2 separate regions of the Homo sapiens genome follow, and region 1 is linked to region 2. The links are chromatin loops, found by intact Hi-C in ENCODE. Cell type or tissue: lower leg skin. All regions are shown on one strand. Each heading gives the region's core, and the rest is flanking DNA. Links, peaks and the distances in the headings are about the cores only.

Region 1 (7,925 bases), core at 2,765-5,264, 190 kb before region 2:
ATACTTGTGACTTTTAGACTAAAGTCCTTGGCATCAGCCAGCACTGCAGGATGGAGCAGGTGAGGTTCAGCAACCCTGTGAAGGGAGGCTAGGGTATTACCCGCACCCTTTAACAGCAGACTGAGTATATAAACTCTCACTAGACTGGAAGTGAGTGAGCAGCCCCAGGAAAGCCCAGATGAGCTATTGTGCCTTCCTTGGCTTCCCTACCTTCTGTTGTGCCAGGAAGGGTCGGGGAGCCTGTCTGTGGCCTTACTCAGTCAGATATCCCTTCCCTGGCCCCTCTAGAGATGGTTGCTACCTCCTTTTAGGAAGTGTGTGGGAAGGGGCCAATTTGCAAAGGTTCACTTGTGCTCAGTCCCTGCTAAGATGATCAAGCTCTTTTCAAAACTCAGGGGTTGGGCTTTTGCAGTTTCTGGATAGAAGAGGCCCTTAAATATTTGTGGAATTCATGAATGACTTCATGCATGCATTTGGTCCTGTATTTTGGTCCAAGTAGAAGATATGGTAGGTAGAAAAATACCACCTCCCCCGACAAAGACATTTCTATCCCAATCCCTGGAACCTGTACATGCTACTTGATTTGGAAAAAGGGTCTTTATAGATGTGATTAAGTTAAGGATCTTGAGATGGGGAGATCATGCCGCATTATCTGGTAGATCCTAAATGCAATCACATGTATCCCTTTAAGAAAGAAACAGACATTTAACTACATACAGAAGAGGAGAAGGTGATGTAAAGGTAGAGGCAGAGTGCTATAGACTGAATGTTTGTGCACCCTTCCCCACCCACCCAACCCTGCAAATTCATATATTGAAACCTAACCCTAATGTGATGGTTTTAGGAGGTGGGGCTTTTGGGAAGTGATTAGGTTATGAGGGCAGGGTCCTCATGAATGGGATTAGTGCCTTTTTCAACAGGCCCCAGAAAGCGCCCTTGCCCCTTCCACCATGTGAGGATGACCATCTATGAACTAGGAAACAGGCCCTCACCAGAGACTGAATCTGCTGGCATTTTTGATCTAGGACTTCTCAGCCTCCAGACTGTGAGAAATAAATTTCTGTTGTTTATTAGCTACTCAGTCTGTGGTATTTTCTTATAGCAGCCCAAACACACTAAGACACAGAGATTGGAGTGGTGCAGCCAAGAGCCACAATTGCCAAAGGTGCCAGCGACTTGAAGAGCCAAGGCATGGATTCTCCCCTCTGGAGGGAGTATGGCCTGTGGACACCTTGGTTTTAGCCCAGGGAAGTTGATTGTATACTTCTGGCCTCCAGAACTTTGAAGAATAGCTTTTGGTGTTGTAAGGCACCAATGTGTGGTAGTTTGTAGAGCAACCACAGGAAACAAATACAGAAAACAACCATTTCCTCCTGAATCAAACTCCAAACAACCAAATTCCACCTTGGTCATCAAATTTCAGAATAAGTAGCATGAGACATTTTTGTCCCACACAGGTATTACTGGGGCGATGTTATGAAGGTGACGGGAATTTTTTAAAATAGTTTTTAAAATTATGAAAGTGAAATGCAGTCATGGTAGAACAAAGAAGCCAAATAGTATGACAAAGTCTAAAATTCAGTGTGCCCTCCACTCCTGATTCCCGGAGGTCAGTCCTCTGTTTCTGTGTACTCTTCTTTCAATTATGATGAATACAAATATACTTATATCTCCTTATTTTTATACAAACTGAATCATTCATTCACACCACACAGCACATTTTTTGTTCATTTAAAAGTGTATTTTGGGAGATCTTTCGGTATTTGTATATAGATAATTCCTAATTATTTTTCAACAATTGTATGGACATATCATAATTTAATCTGTCTAAACTGATTACTTATTAAGGAAAATGAGATATGCTTTTGCTTTGACAAGGACACTATGCCTTTAAACTGCACTTGTAAGATAATAAAATACTTTTATTTCCCTAAGTCACAGCAAACTATTGTCATTGCTCTTAACAGGCAGCATGATTCATGAAGAGGCTTGGGTTCTGCCCAGGAACCCTAAGATTGTGGGAGAAGTCTGGGATCTTCTGAGTGATAATATTCATCTGTGTCAAATGCAAACTATTGGGCACAGCCCAGGAAAAGAGAAGGCTCTGAAACAAATTGGCTGAATGAAGAAATCAATCAACACACTGCTATTGTGTTTATCTGGGACCTTACTCGAGATCTCAGTGCTAGTAAGTGGCTGATCCAGGATGTTGACCCTGGCCAGCTGACACCCAAGCCCGTCCACACTCTTAGCTAATCAAGGCAAATACTTTGGCTATCCATGGCTGCATTGCAAGCCACCCCGAAACTCAGCAGCTAATACAGCAACAATCATTTATTTGCTCATGATTCTGCCATTTGGGCAGTGCTTGGTGAGAACCACCCATCTTCACTCCATGTAGTGTCTGCCTGCACTGGAATGTCCAAGACAGATCATTTTACTCATGTGTCTGGTGCTTCTGCTGGGTGGGTGGAACACAGGGGCTGATCTGGCATTTCAGTCTCCATGTGGCCTCCCCATGTGACCAACATGGGCTTTCTTACAGTATGGTGGTCTTAGGCTATTGGCTTTCTTCCATAGCAGCTGACTTCTCCCAGATCACAAAAGCAGAAGTTGCATTCTTTCTTAATTTCCAAACTTGGAAATTTAAGGACATCACTTCTGCTGCCTTGATTGGTTAAAGCAATCAAAAGGTCAGGTCAGATTCAAGGGGAGAGGAAACAAACAACACTGCCTCTTGTGGAGGGAGAGTCAAGACCATTGCAAAAGAGCCTGTGGGATGGGAGATATCGTGGAAATCTTTGGAAACACACTCCACAACCGACAATTAAATGTGAACATTAGAAAGCTATTGTAGGAGAAGAAAGAAGAGTCACAAAGGGGAAGGAGTTTGTAAGACTGACAGATTACTTCCAGCCTGCAGAATGAAAACCAGGGATCATGGAGGACATGCTTGAATTGGCATTGGTGGGTAGGTAGAAGTAGACATTTGCATGTGAGAAGAAAGTGGCTTCAGGAGCACAGTGTAAGCAAAGGCCTGAGGTGGGAAGGTGGGGTGTGTGTATGTGTGTGTGTGTGTTTTCATCAAAAGATCTAGCAAGAAGAGGGTTGAAGACCTGTGGGGTGATCTATTTCTAAGCAAAAGGTCATATGTAGCATAGAGGTGGCTGGTGATACTGGCTTTCTTTGGTTCCTAGGGTACTGCAAATAGGGTGGAGATGAAGACAAGTTCTCGCCCTCTGGCTACACTGGCACGTGGGAACAGCCTTCTCTTGGAGGACTGTTGCCAGACAGAGGTATGTGGGCACCTAGGCATTGCCATTGACCTCAAGATGAGAGTGGAGTGGGTCATTATCGCTGCTCCCACCCTGGAGCTGAGCCCCCTCCTGAGCCCTTGTTGCGGCGCCTGTGAGGCGGGCCCAGCTGCAAATGGCAGCCGCGAGGTAATTGTGGGAAAAATATGCTAATTAGCAGATGCCCACGATTAACTTGCCTTTCCTGTTGCCTGTCAAACCCAAGCTGCCTTTGTTGGAAAAGATAATTAAATTGGAATCAGATGTCTGCAGTAAATATTTTATTCAGAGCCGTAGATGACAATAGAGGAAGTTGACTCTCAGTCCACCTTCAAATTCCCACCTTTGTCAAAGCTCAGGGCCTGAGCTTGGAGTCTACTCAGTGAGCTTCTTGTTAAACAATCAAGGGACACCACTGGGTGCTTATTAGCTTATTAATGCTAGCATGTTGTCAAAATGCATCTTTGTTCCTGTAAGAGTGGACGAAACCTGTCTTGGAATGTGTGGAATCCAGATCGACTAGGTACTCTAGCCAGCATCCTCCCTGTGTGCCTTCCTCATGCACCCCGTTTGCTTCCTGTGTATCCGGTCCCTCCGAGGGGATCCGAGGGGACCAAGGGTTCTGCTCCCCTCCCTCACTGAGGCTTTCCCCATGTGCCATCGTGGTACTGGAGCTCGGTGCCTGCACACAATTTTCTGCCTCTCGTGGATGGCTCTGCCCTGCTCCAGCAGGTGACAGTCATGATGGTGACTTTGGCGCGGTGAATGCCCAGGAAGCTTGTTAGATTTCTTTTCTTCATGTGATGCGTCAGCTCTGATACATCTTATAGGATGGGAAAGTAAAGAGTGCTTAGGGGGCAAGTGGCTCTTTCTTTTGAGTACAAATGGTAGTTTTCCTTAAGGACTTTATATGAGGAAAAGATCTGTGAGGAGAAACCAGTATGCCCTGTCCTACCTTCCTCCTCATACTCCAAGCCCTCCGTCATCCTCACAGTATCGTTGCTCTCCCTCCATGCCTGGGACCCTGGAAGGACGAGTAACTGGCCTAGCCTCTTGTTTGTTAGCAATGGAGAAAGGAAGCCAAAGAGTGAAACACATGTGGGAGACCCAACCTAGGAGACACAGGATCAAGACATGGCTCCTTGTAATTAGGTACATCAAACTGAAAATCTTCTGCATGGCAAGGGAAACAAGAGTGTAAAGGCAACCTACAGAATAGGAGAAAATATTTGCAAACCATATACCTGACAAGCAGTTAATTTCCAAAATATCTAAGGAACTCCTAAGACTCAATAGCAAGAAAACAAATCATCTGGTTAAAATATGGGCAGAGGACTTAAATAGACATTTCTTAGTTTTGCCTCTCTCCGCAGAGAAAGACTTTCTAAAAAACAAAAAACTCAAAAAACAACAACAAAAAAACCCTCAGTGGGGTGAATCTGCTGAAGAAGCAGGGAGACCTGGCCAGAAGCTGCCTTGGGGTGACATAAGGGAGCTGTGATGCCCTGCTGGCCTGGGACAGCACATGTGTGCACTGTGACACGGGGAAACTTCAGGAGCAGGGCCTGGGAGATGGCACTCAGCACGGCGAGGGAGTTGTGCCTTAGGATGGCCTGGATAGGGCAGTTTGCCTGTGAATGGGGAGGGTGATGGGAGTCACTGGCTTGCTACAGGTTGCACGTTCTGCCTGTGAGGTCATGCAGGAGGGTGGAGAGCCATCCACGACATGCCAGTCAATGGGAAAAATACCGTCTCAGTAGTACTTTTGAATTGTTTGAGTACTTGCTTAAGGTGAGCAAGGACCTTAACCTTGACCAAACTTTAGTGAGGCTCCTTAGTGCCGTCCCCCCAACCCCGTTTTTTTTTTTTTTTATTTTACCTTATCCTTGGTCCTGTCTTTGGTTTGCCTAGCCCAGTGCTGACAAGAAACCCTGTTGTCTGTTTAACAAGAGTCCCTGTACCCTTGATGCCTAATCAAGTTCCTGGTGTGAATTTTCCATTTGTTCCTTCCCTCTGCTGATTATCCCCACCTGTCCCTGTTGTATGCAGTCGATGAGTTCAAGCTCTCTCCCATTGACAATAGACTTAAATGAAGTCTTCCTTTCTGTTTTAAAAAGTGTCAGAATAACTTCTCTTTTACATGGCCTAGGGCCTAACACTCTAGAAGCCCCATTAGTGTAATTCCTTTCTCCCTTCAACCGCATTTATCCATTTCCCCTCTGCCCCCTACCCTTCCTCACCTCCAGGTGCAGTTGAAAGCCATGCTCCATTAAGTGGAGAGAGATTTGACCAGAGCCTGAGTAGGGAATATCTCTGTGTGCCTTTTTTGTCCATCTTAGAGGCATCTGATTGTAACACAAGCTGGAAGGGTTTTATGGGGTGATCTCTTCTTCCTTGAACATGGTTCACTCTTCAATATCAAGAACTCTGTGCAATCTCTTGAAATAATTAAAATAGAGTGGATGGTTAGGTGATGTTGCTGCCTGCCAACCTTCTGAATGAGGACCTGGCGTTCAGAAACTAGCTCAAATGTGTCACTCTTGGTATTTTTTCTTTGAAATTCCCCAACATTGTTTGAGTCCACCCTTCACATTTAATGTATTAAGACCTTATACATTGTAAGACATAGCGAGTTATTGGATAAGAAATTGTGAACACATCACTTTGACTTGTAAGGATTCATGTCATACCCCAAATGGATGAGTTGACTCTCAGGGATTGTAATTAATGGGCTTCACCAACGATACCTGCTAATGGACAAAGGGTCATTCAGCACAGACAATAACTTTGTCCCAAGTATGTGTTTTATAAGGTGGTGGCTGAACTTTAAGTCAGAGGTAGGAATATCATGGACAAAAGAAAAATATTCTCTAATTTTCTATTCTGAAATCGATTTCCAGCATGAGAATGGCATACAGTGCATACAGCATTCCCCTGCCACTGAACGCTCATGCCCAGCTGCATTTAGGTTTTGAAGGAGGCCTACTTTGAGGTTCAGGATGTGTAACAGCCCTATGTTGGCGTTACTGTTAAAAAGTGAATCCAGCCCCAGCTTCCTGCGGATAGTTTGAGTTTATGCCTTTGTCTCAGCATTTTTATTGATAGTGCCTTGTTCACCCTCAAAGATAGTCAGTTTTGGCTGATTTTTAGATCATAGGGTTACCCTAGTTACAGCACGTTGATGAAGATGTTGTACAGAGTCCTTTTCATGAGGACTTTTCTCATTTTCTTAATCCTCAAGACCAAGGATGTTTGTACTACTTCTTATTAACAATTTTGTCATTATGTTGGAGACAAGGAGTGATTCATATAACAGATCAAATTTCTGTTTTTGCACTGAGTTTGTGGGAAACTCAGAACTATCTCTAGTAATTCTACAGGTCTACCGTCTATGCATTTTTGTTTGTTTGTTTGTTTCTGAGATGGAGTTTCGCTTTTGTTGCCCAGGCTGGAGTGCAATGGCACGATATCTGCTCACCACAACTTCCGCCTCCCGGGTTCAAGCGATTCTCCTGCCTCAGCCTCCTGAGTAGCTGGGATTACAGGCATGTGCCACCACACCCGGCTAATTTTGTATTTTTAGTAGAGATGGAGTTTCTCCATGTTGGTTAGCCTGGTCTCAAACTCCCGACCTCAGGTGATCCACCCGCCTCGGCCTCCCAAAGTGCTGGGATTACAGGCGTGAGCCACCACGCCCGGCCCCCTCTGTGCATTTTTATATGATCTCAGTCTATTTGCTCCAAATTCTTGACTTTTTGCCTATAGCATTGTTTTTAATTTTTCAGACTGCCTTGAATTGACTCTGGACAAGACAATTATAAAACAATTATAAAGGCTAAATTTAACATTCATAGGCAAAAATGAACCTTAGCCTAAGTCTTGTACATTATCTAAAAACAAATTCAAAATGGAGCATAGACATAAATCTATACAACATTTTTTAAAATAGGGGAAAATGTTTGTGATCTAAGGCTAGGCAAGAGTTCTTAGACTAGACACCAAAAGCAAGATCTATTTTTTAAAAAGTTTGTAAACTGGGCTTTATTAAGTTTGAAAATGTTTTCTTTTCTACGAAACACTTTGTGAAGAAAATGGAAATACAAGCTACAGACTTGAAAAAAACATTTTCAAACCACACATCTGACAAAGTACTCCTATCTAAAATATAGAAAGAACTCTGAACTCAACAGAAAACAACAAGAATCGAATATGAAAATGGGAAAGAGACAAACATTTCATCAGGGAGTATATTCAAATGGCAAATAGCCTATGAAAGGTGTTCAACATCATTAGCCATTAGGAAAATGCAAACTAAAACCACAGTGAAATATTGCCACACACTTAACAGAAGGGCTGTTAGAAAGAAGGAAAGTGCCGCATGCTGGTGAGGATGCCGGGATGCAGCGACCAGATCGCTTACGTTTTGCTGGTGGTGATGTGAAATAGCACAGCCTCTAAAGAAAACATTTGGGCAGTTTCTTCAAAAACCAAACCTGTAGCTACCATGACACTCAGCTGTTACACTCCTGAGCATTTAACCAGGTGAAATGAAAACATGTTCTATATAAAAACCTGTGCCCCAATGTTTACAGCAGCTTTATTTGTAGTAGTCAAACAAACTGAAAACAGCTC
Region 2 (7,925 bases), core at 2,362-4,861:
AAAGTCTAGAAACAGACCCACACAAATGTAACTAACTGATTTTTGACAAAGACGCTTTCAACCAAAAGAAGACGCTTTCAACAAATGGCACTGGAGGAACTGGGCAGCCACATGTGGAAAGATGAAGTCTAACCTAACCCTCACACCTTTCATGAAATGTGACCCAAAATGGACTGTATCTATAGATAAGATGTTAACGTGTAATGCTTTTAGAATAAAACACAGGAGAAAATATTCATAATTAGGCACATCTTAGACATGACACCAAATGCATGATACATAAAATTTAAAAAAAATGACCAATCAGACCAGGCACAGTGGCTCAAGTCTATAATCTCAGCACTTTGAGAGGCCGAGGCAGGACAATCACTTGAGTTCAGGATTTTGACACCAGCCTGGGCAACGCTGGGGCATCCCATCTCTTAAAAAAATAAAAAATTAGCCAGGTATGCTTGTGCGCTCCTGTGGTCCCAGGTACTAGGGATGCTGAGGCAGGAGGATCCCTTGAGCCTGGGAGGTTGAGGCTGTAATGAGTTGCGATGGCACCACTGCACTCCAGCCTGGATAACAGAGTGAGACCTCATCTCCAAAAAGATAAAATAATAAAATAAAAATTTAACAAGAATAAAAATTTATCAAAACTAAAAGCTTTTGTGAAAGACAATATTAAAAAATAAAGAAGATAGGGATGAAATATATGCAAATCACATAGCCCACAAAGGACTTACATACAGAAAACATAAAGAATTCTCAAAACTGAACATTAAGAAAACAACTCAATTAGAAAATGGAAAAATACTTGACAATTCATCCAAGAGGATATTTGAATGGAAAATAAGCACATGGAAAGATGTTCAACTTCATTAGACACTAGTGAAATGCAAATTAAAACCATAACAAGATACCACTACACACCCATTAGAGGGGCTAGCAGAAAAAAAATCAATGACAATGCGAAGTGCTGGAAAAGACACTGAGCAAAGTAATACAGCACTTTGAAAAGCAGGCTGGTGTCTGGCAGCTTCTTATAAACTTAGACACATTCACATCTAACCTAGGTATTTAAAGAAATGAAAACATGTTCACACAAAAACCTGTATACACACATTTATAGAAGTGCTGTTTATGATTGTCAACAACCAGAAACAACTAAAATGTTCTTCACTGATTGAATGGATATGCAAAATCTGGTGTTAGTGGATATTACTCAGCATCAAGGAGAAATATACTACTGGTTCATGCAACAGCTCAGGTGAATCTCAAAAGTGTTATGCTGAGTGACAGAAGCCAGGCTCTGAAAGTTACACACTGGAGTATTCTGTTTACTTGACATCTGGAAAAGACAAAACTGTAGTTCTGGAGAACAGATTGGTGGCTTCCAGAGGTTAGAAAAGGAGGGAAGTTACAATTGCACGGGGGTAGCATGGCAGACTTTCTGGGGATGATGGAACTCTCCTGGACCGTGGATAGGGTGGTGTATATACATATACAGATCTATGCACGTGTTAAAATTCATGTAAGTGTATAACCAAAAAAAGAGCCAATTTTACTATATGCTAATTATAGATAAATAAATAAAAGCAATGACCAGGTCATCAGGTCAACCTTTAGTATAAATTCGCAAACTTTCTTGGAGAAAGAGGTCACTTAAAAAAAAAAAAGGCCCTGGTGAAGGCACAGGCTCTGAAGCAGGGTGACCTTGCATAGATGTGAGAGGAAGGGGGTGCCCCGGCCAGCGTGGCTGTGAAGAAAGGACTGGGAATGGTGGGAATCTGGATCATAGAATCCAATGGAACAAGGTGCGAGGGTCACAATGGCGTCTGTACAATGTGGACAACGGGGCTTGAAAGGCAGCCTTTCCTACGCTTACAGATGGAGTGAGAGGTCCTAGAGGCCAGGAGATGAGTGGGGGCTGCTGCAATAACTCACAGAGCAGGAATGCTCCCACCAAGGCCATCTCAGAAAGGGGGACTCCCAAGCGACAAAGTCCCAAGGTCCTGATAGCTGATGGTGCAGGTGTGGACCTAAGAGGGGCTGGGGTGGGGAGTCTGAGTGTGAGCCCCAGAGAGGCTGTGGTGGCTTTGGCCACACTGGGGAGGAGCAGATCAGCCACAGCAAGACAGTTCCCTGCTCCATTCAAGAAGCCTGAAAGCCGGCGCAAGAAGTTTTGAGTGGGAACTTCTGCGAGGACTCAGAGCCCAGACCAGGGCAGTATATGAAGTAGCTACTCGCCACAGACTTGGGGATTTAAACAGACAAATCCAACTGGATAAAGAAGTCCTCAGTGCCTGCAATGATCCTGAGGTGGTCAGTGCTAAATGGACCACTGCCCTGGCTCCACTGTGGAAGCACAGGGGACCTCACGAGAAAGTTCTTTGATGACTTGGACAGTATGTCAGGAGAAACCAGGCTGAACTTTGTATCAATAAAGCCCAGACATGCATTCCTTTGGTACTAAGAAATTCCAGCAAACTTTACCTCTTCCAAGGCAATAACATGCACATCCTAAACCCGAATGCGGAGGGTGAGGTCCTTCTAACAGCAGCTGCCAGGAATGTGAGTGTCTGCCAAGGGGGCCACGATAAACATGGACCACCCCAGGGGAAGGAAGCGGAGCCACTTGAAACCCACCTACCTGGGAGGTGGCATTCAGGGTGATGACCTCCTCGTCGTGGTCCAGCAGTTTGCAGGCATATGCAATGTTGACAGCTGTTTCTTGTTTGTCACCAGTGAGAACCCAAATCTGCAGGCCCGCTTGACGCAATTTAGAAATAGTTTCAGGGACTCCGTCCTGCAGGCGGTCTTCAATCCCAGTGGCACCTGGTCAAATGCACAGCAGTGTGAGCGAACCCGCTTCTCACGTGCCCCCCAATCCTTCTGGGGTGCAAATGTCATGCACCAGATACACCGAAGGCAGGCACTGGTACAGCCCCTGTTGCCTGGGCCTTGCCAGGGGCTGGGCTGCCAGTTGTCTGCCATGTAGTGACAGGAAGTCCCCTGTGGAACCATTTCAGGACAGTGGTGGACGCTTTTGACAGCTCTGTCGATGTGACTCAGTCGAGTGCGTAGGAATAACTGTGAGTCACTGAGCATAATTATGTGTACTTACACCAAAGTACCTCAACTTCTTTCTAACTTGTAACTTTACAGATAACCTGAAGGCAAAGCGTATGGGAAGGTGTTGGGAATGACGATATTCGGAGGGATAAAAATATAGTCTTAAAAATTGCCCATCCCATAGAAAGCTTCTGGTGAATGAAATTCAGAATGTCCAGTCTCAACAATGCTTATTACTAGTCACTATAGAAACAGACTTCACAGGTAAGGCCATTATTTCTTGAAACCAAGATTATCCTAAATATGCTTTTTCCACAAACATAAAGAAGTTGAGAGGCAGGTTTTGCCTTTTTGGTCTCAGTATGTTGGGAAAAATCTACTATTGACTGCGGAAATGTGCTTAGGCCTGCCTCAGATTTTTTTTTTTTTTTTTAAGATCTGTTTACATCTTGGTGAGATGGTTTCTGTCTTCCCCACTCTGGAAGTGAGCTGCAGCCCTGGTCCCTAGGTTCGAGCCCTGACTGAGGCTCCTTTACTGCGCTACACCATGCTGTGCCCTGTGCTGGGATGCTGCTATGGACTGAGCGTTTGTGTCCCCCAGATCCATAGGAGGGAGCACTAATCCCCAGTGTGGTAGTATTAGGATGTGGGGCCTGCAGGAGGTAATTAAGTTCAGATGAGGTCATGAGGATGGGGCTCCCTCGATGGGATCAGTGTCCTTATAAAAAGAGGCACTGGGGTCGGGCGCGGTGGCTCACGCCTGTAATCCCAGCACTTCGGGAGGCCGTGGCGGGCGGGTCACTTGAGGTCAGGAGTTCCAGACCAACCTGGTCAATGTGGTGAAACCCTGTTTCTACTAAAAATACAAAAATTACCTGGGCGTGGTAGTGGGTGCCTGTAATCCCAGCTGCTCGGGAGGTTGAGGCAGAATTGCTTGAACCCAGGAGGTGGAGGTTGCAGTGAGCTGAGATCATGCCACTGCACTCCAGCCTGGGTGACAGAGCGAGACTCTGTCTCAAGAAATAAATAAATAAATAGGCATTGGAAAGGTGATTTCTCAATCTCCCCATTGTGTGAGAACACTGCAAGGAGGCAGCCATCTGCAAACCAGGAGGAGATCCCACACCAGACATTGTGAGCTGTTAGAGCCTTGATCTTGGACTTTTAGCCTTCAAAACTCTAAGAAGTAAATGTCTGTGGCTTAAGTCCCCAGTCTGTGGTATTGTGTGACAGCAGAACAAACGAACTAAGCCACCCTTACCCCTTCTTCTAGAATGATGGGATGGCAGGCATGGGGAGGGGAAGGTAGAACTGAGGTACAGTAAACACACAAGTGTACATTTCTTAAATATTCCTTTGATACACTTTCACAAGTCACATACCAGTGTCACCAGCCCTGAACTTAGGGGGCAGAACATCACCAGCACCCCAGAAGACCCCCTCAGGGGCAAGTGGCTGATCTGCTGTCTTCCAGCTCAGGTAGCCTGGGCCTAGCTCCCATGTCGGGGATGTACTGGAAGGTGATGTGGGAACTTGGGGAGGGCCCAGAAAGGAGGAGGGAACATTGCACCCATGCTGCACACTGCTCTGAACCTTATAACCTGAGTACCCTGGGAAGACCACACAGCGTGTGGAGCTTAAGACCTGCTCAGGAAGAAAGCCAGGTCACGCTCTGTGCTCCCCGTGAGCACATCCCCAGCCACCCGGGCACCGGGAGGGCATCTGACCTTAGCTTTGCTCCTCTACCCTGGCCCTTGGGCTCTAGTAGGGGGGCAGACTGTGTGTGGCCCGTGTCCCTGGCTCATCCTGAGTGTCACTTGTACTATGACAGGTTCCTTGATGTCTGGGGAAGACAGGGATGGTCTTGCCTTCCTCTGTGTGTTCATAGTAATTCATTCATACTTAATGATAGTAATAATGATTATAGAGTAAGACTAATAATGGCTAACCTTGATGGATTACTGACAATTTGCCAGGATAACGCTTCCACTACAGTGCTTGAAACATAACCCAAGCAGTTGCCCACTCTTCTCTAAATGGCAACTTCCTGCCTCAAGGACCTTGTGCCTCCCACCTTTGTATCCGAGCTGCTGAGCTAAAGTCCCTCAGTCAAATGTCTGCCAAGAAAGAAAGCAGGGAAGGCCTTGCCGGAAACTCCAGTACGGAGGGTGTCTGCTGTTTCACAGGGAAAAGTTAACACCTTGAAAACAGAACCTCCTTAGTTCAGGAGCTATTTGGTCAAACTCATGGGCCTCCCACTGGGTCACCCCACCAACACTCACCTTTATAAGGTGTGAGCCTGAGTCAGGTGCAGAATAGCATTGAACTGAAAAAGGAGTTATGGGAGGGACCCCCACCTCGGCATGAAACATGGCAGAGGAAAGAGTACCTGCAGGCAGCAGCCTTTCAAGATGATTTGGGGCACAGCGGCTTTCTTCAGCTTTCCAAGGTACTTGTTTGTGATATAATTTATGTGACTCTGAGTAAATGCCACTGTCTTTACGACCTGACCCTCTGGAAGGCCTGGCATTTCTGAGTATCATAACTCAGGAGTTGGTGGTGTGCAGAGCCCAGCGTCACTGTGCTTGGTGCCACACAGCTTTGAATGGGAGGGGAAAGGATTTCACCAACGAGGAAGTTTTAGACATTTAGAGAAACTAGCAAGGACGCCGGGGAAAATGAGCAAGAGTATCCTTTGAATTTAGGTTCCTGCCCAGAGCATTAAGGAAAAGAAAATTTCAAGAGCATGGAGAGAACGGAGATCCTTTCTGCTGAAGATAGTTATGTATGGTTCTCTGATGCTATTTAAGATAAGCACCTGGGCCTGGTGCAGGGGCACACGCCTGTAATCCCAGCACTTAGACAGACTGAGGCAGGAGGATCACGTTAAACCAGGAGTTTGAGACAAGCCTGAGTGAGACCCTGTCTCTACCAAAAAAAAGTAAAAATTTATCTGGGCCTGGTGGCACACGCCTGTGGTCCCAGCTACTCAGGAGGCTGAGGCGGGAGGATCACTAGAGCCCAGAAATTTGAGCTCACAATGTGCTGTGATCGCACCATTGCACTCCAGCCCAGGTGACAGAGTGAGACTCTGTCTCAAAGCAAAAAAAAAAAAACAAAAAAAAAAAACAAAAAAAATCACCTTCATGAAAAGATTTGGCTTTGGAATAGTAAAAATATAAGTGGCTGGCTTCACTTTTCTTAATGAAGCTGAGGAGCTGGAACACAGTGCCCGCGTTTGAGCCATGTGAACGCTAAGGTGGTGGGTGGCTCCCATACTCTCCAGCTCAGGCCTCGTCATTTGAAACATAAACATATCAGGTAGCAGGAGATGGTAAGTGGTTAACAACCGGTCTGTGGGAGGAAGGTCGATTTACTGCATTTGCTCATTTCTGTGGTATAAATACTCCCACCTTGGCTGACTTCAATCTACTAACATAGCATCAAAAGGCGACGTGAGATTCCTGAACATTTATGTGGGCTACTGCAAAATTCTTCAAAATGTATCCATGAGCTCTGCCAGGAGGCGTGAGCAGGCTCCAGTGCACGGCTGGCACCCATGTGGGCAACCCAGGAGTTCCATCGCTGACACATCTCAGAGCCATCCTCACGTGCACCTGGAGGGAAGGAATCCACCTGAGGATGACAGCGGGATGTGGTGGAATCAGTTTGGAGAAACGCTGATGACCGGGATCCCGACTCCAATCAGAGGAAGTGGAACAGGGGATCGGTAGACAACTCTGATTTTAGATCTTCACACAGTTGCCCAAGTAAAAATTATAGAATCCAAGCAAGGAATCCCTGTGAAAAAGGCCTAAGAAGATGACTGGAACTCAAGTTAACCATGAGCCTCGGGTGCCGCAGGGGCCGTTAACAACTTAGGATATGTTAACAGAGCTGCAGCATCCGGGCCAAGAGAGGTGACCGATGCACGATCACCAGAGAAAGCCTGCAGAGGAGAGGCCAGCTGGGTGGAAACGGTGTGGAAGCACCAACCAGGAGACTCACCACACAACCGCTCAGTGCCAGGCCCTGTGCCTGCGCCACGCTCAGTGCCCCCCGTCATCCCTTCCTTTCACCCTCACAAGAGCCCAAAACACTGGGATTACCACAGAGCGGAACTTGGATGCAAAAAGGATTGAGCCACTTGCCCCAGGCTGTCCGATCAGCCTGCATGACCAGCCCGCATGACCAGCTTGCAGTGGCAGAGCAGGGCTGGACAACTGAGTCAGGGCTCCTGGGCTCTGAGAGCAGGGAAGATGGAGAAGGGGCAGCCTGGGACTCACAGCCATGTCCCCAAATAGTCAAGGTTTCATCATGTGGAAAAGGGAGGAGATTCTGTCTGCATTACTCCAGGGGGCGGAACCAGCAAGCACTGTGAAATGGCACCGGAGGGCCAATTTCACTCCATTTGAGAAGTTAGTGCTGTCCAGGGGAAAAGCTGCTCCCTGGGGAAGGTGCCCCACAGTGAAGGGTTAAAAACAAGCCTGGTCAATGAGGCTGGGCGGGCACGTCTGGGACAACCAGCAGATGCCTCCTACCCCACAGGCCTGCACAATACTGTCTTCCGGGGAAGCCCAATCAGTCCAGACGACAGCAGCCCTGCTTTAGTAAGCCAAAACTTCAGGGCCTAAAACAGGCACAGCCATTTCTCAGGTGTTCCATTTAATTCACATCCAGGGCTGCCACTCATGGTGCCACTGGGCCCCTGGATCCCGGGGCTTTCCAAGTAATGTGTGGCCTCCTATAAGATTCTGTGGGCAAACAATATATAAAATGTGTGCAGATATATGTTATGCCTAGTGTACATTATGCTATTAAATGCAAACCTTAACTATGTATTATACTAGAAATGTAGATGTAAATAT

The links. A loop is a pair of places that touch in the nucleus more often than their neighbours do. Peaks named below come from ENCODE experiments on the same cell type or tissue, not always from the same donor. Only the 100,000 strongest peaks of a DNase experiment are listed, where the experiment ranks them.
Region 1: a loop joins it to region 2, with 2.4 times the contacts of the local background. A loop is called at or near these places in 53 of 110 quality-filtered maps.

Annotation. Positions count from the first base shown.
Region 1 is chr15:25,510,915-25,518,839 of GRCh38, forward strand. It overlaps LINC02250 (long intergenic non-protein coding RNA 2250), which reads right to left. Exons shown (of 5, transcript NR_187215.1): 2 at 5,534-5,731. Among named protein-coding and RNA genes, the nearest start is that of LINC02250, 64 kb to the right of the region's middle. In lower leg skin, for the core only: no CTCF peak of the experiment used is centred there; no DNase peak of the experiment used is centred there.
Region 2 is chr15:25,699,281-25,707,205 of GRCh38, forward strand. It overlaps ATP10A (ATPase phospholipid transporting 10A (putative)), which reads right to left. Exons shown (of 21, transcript NM_024490.4): 13 at 2,636-2,820. Among named protein-coding and RNA genes, the nearest start is that of LINC02250, 120 kb to the left of the region's middle. In lower leg skin, for the core only: no CTCF peak of the experiment used is centred there; a DNase peak (open chromatin) is centred at 3,841.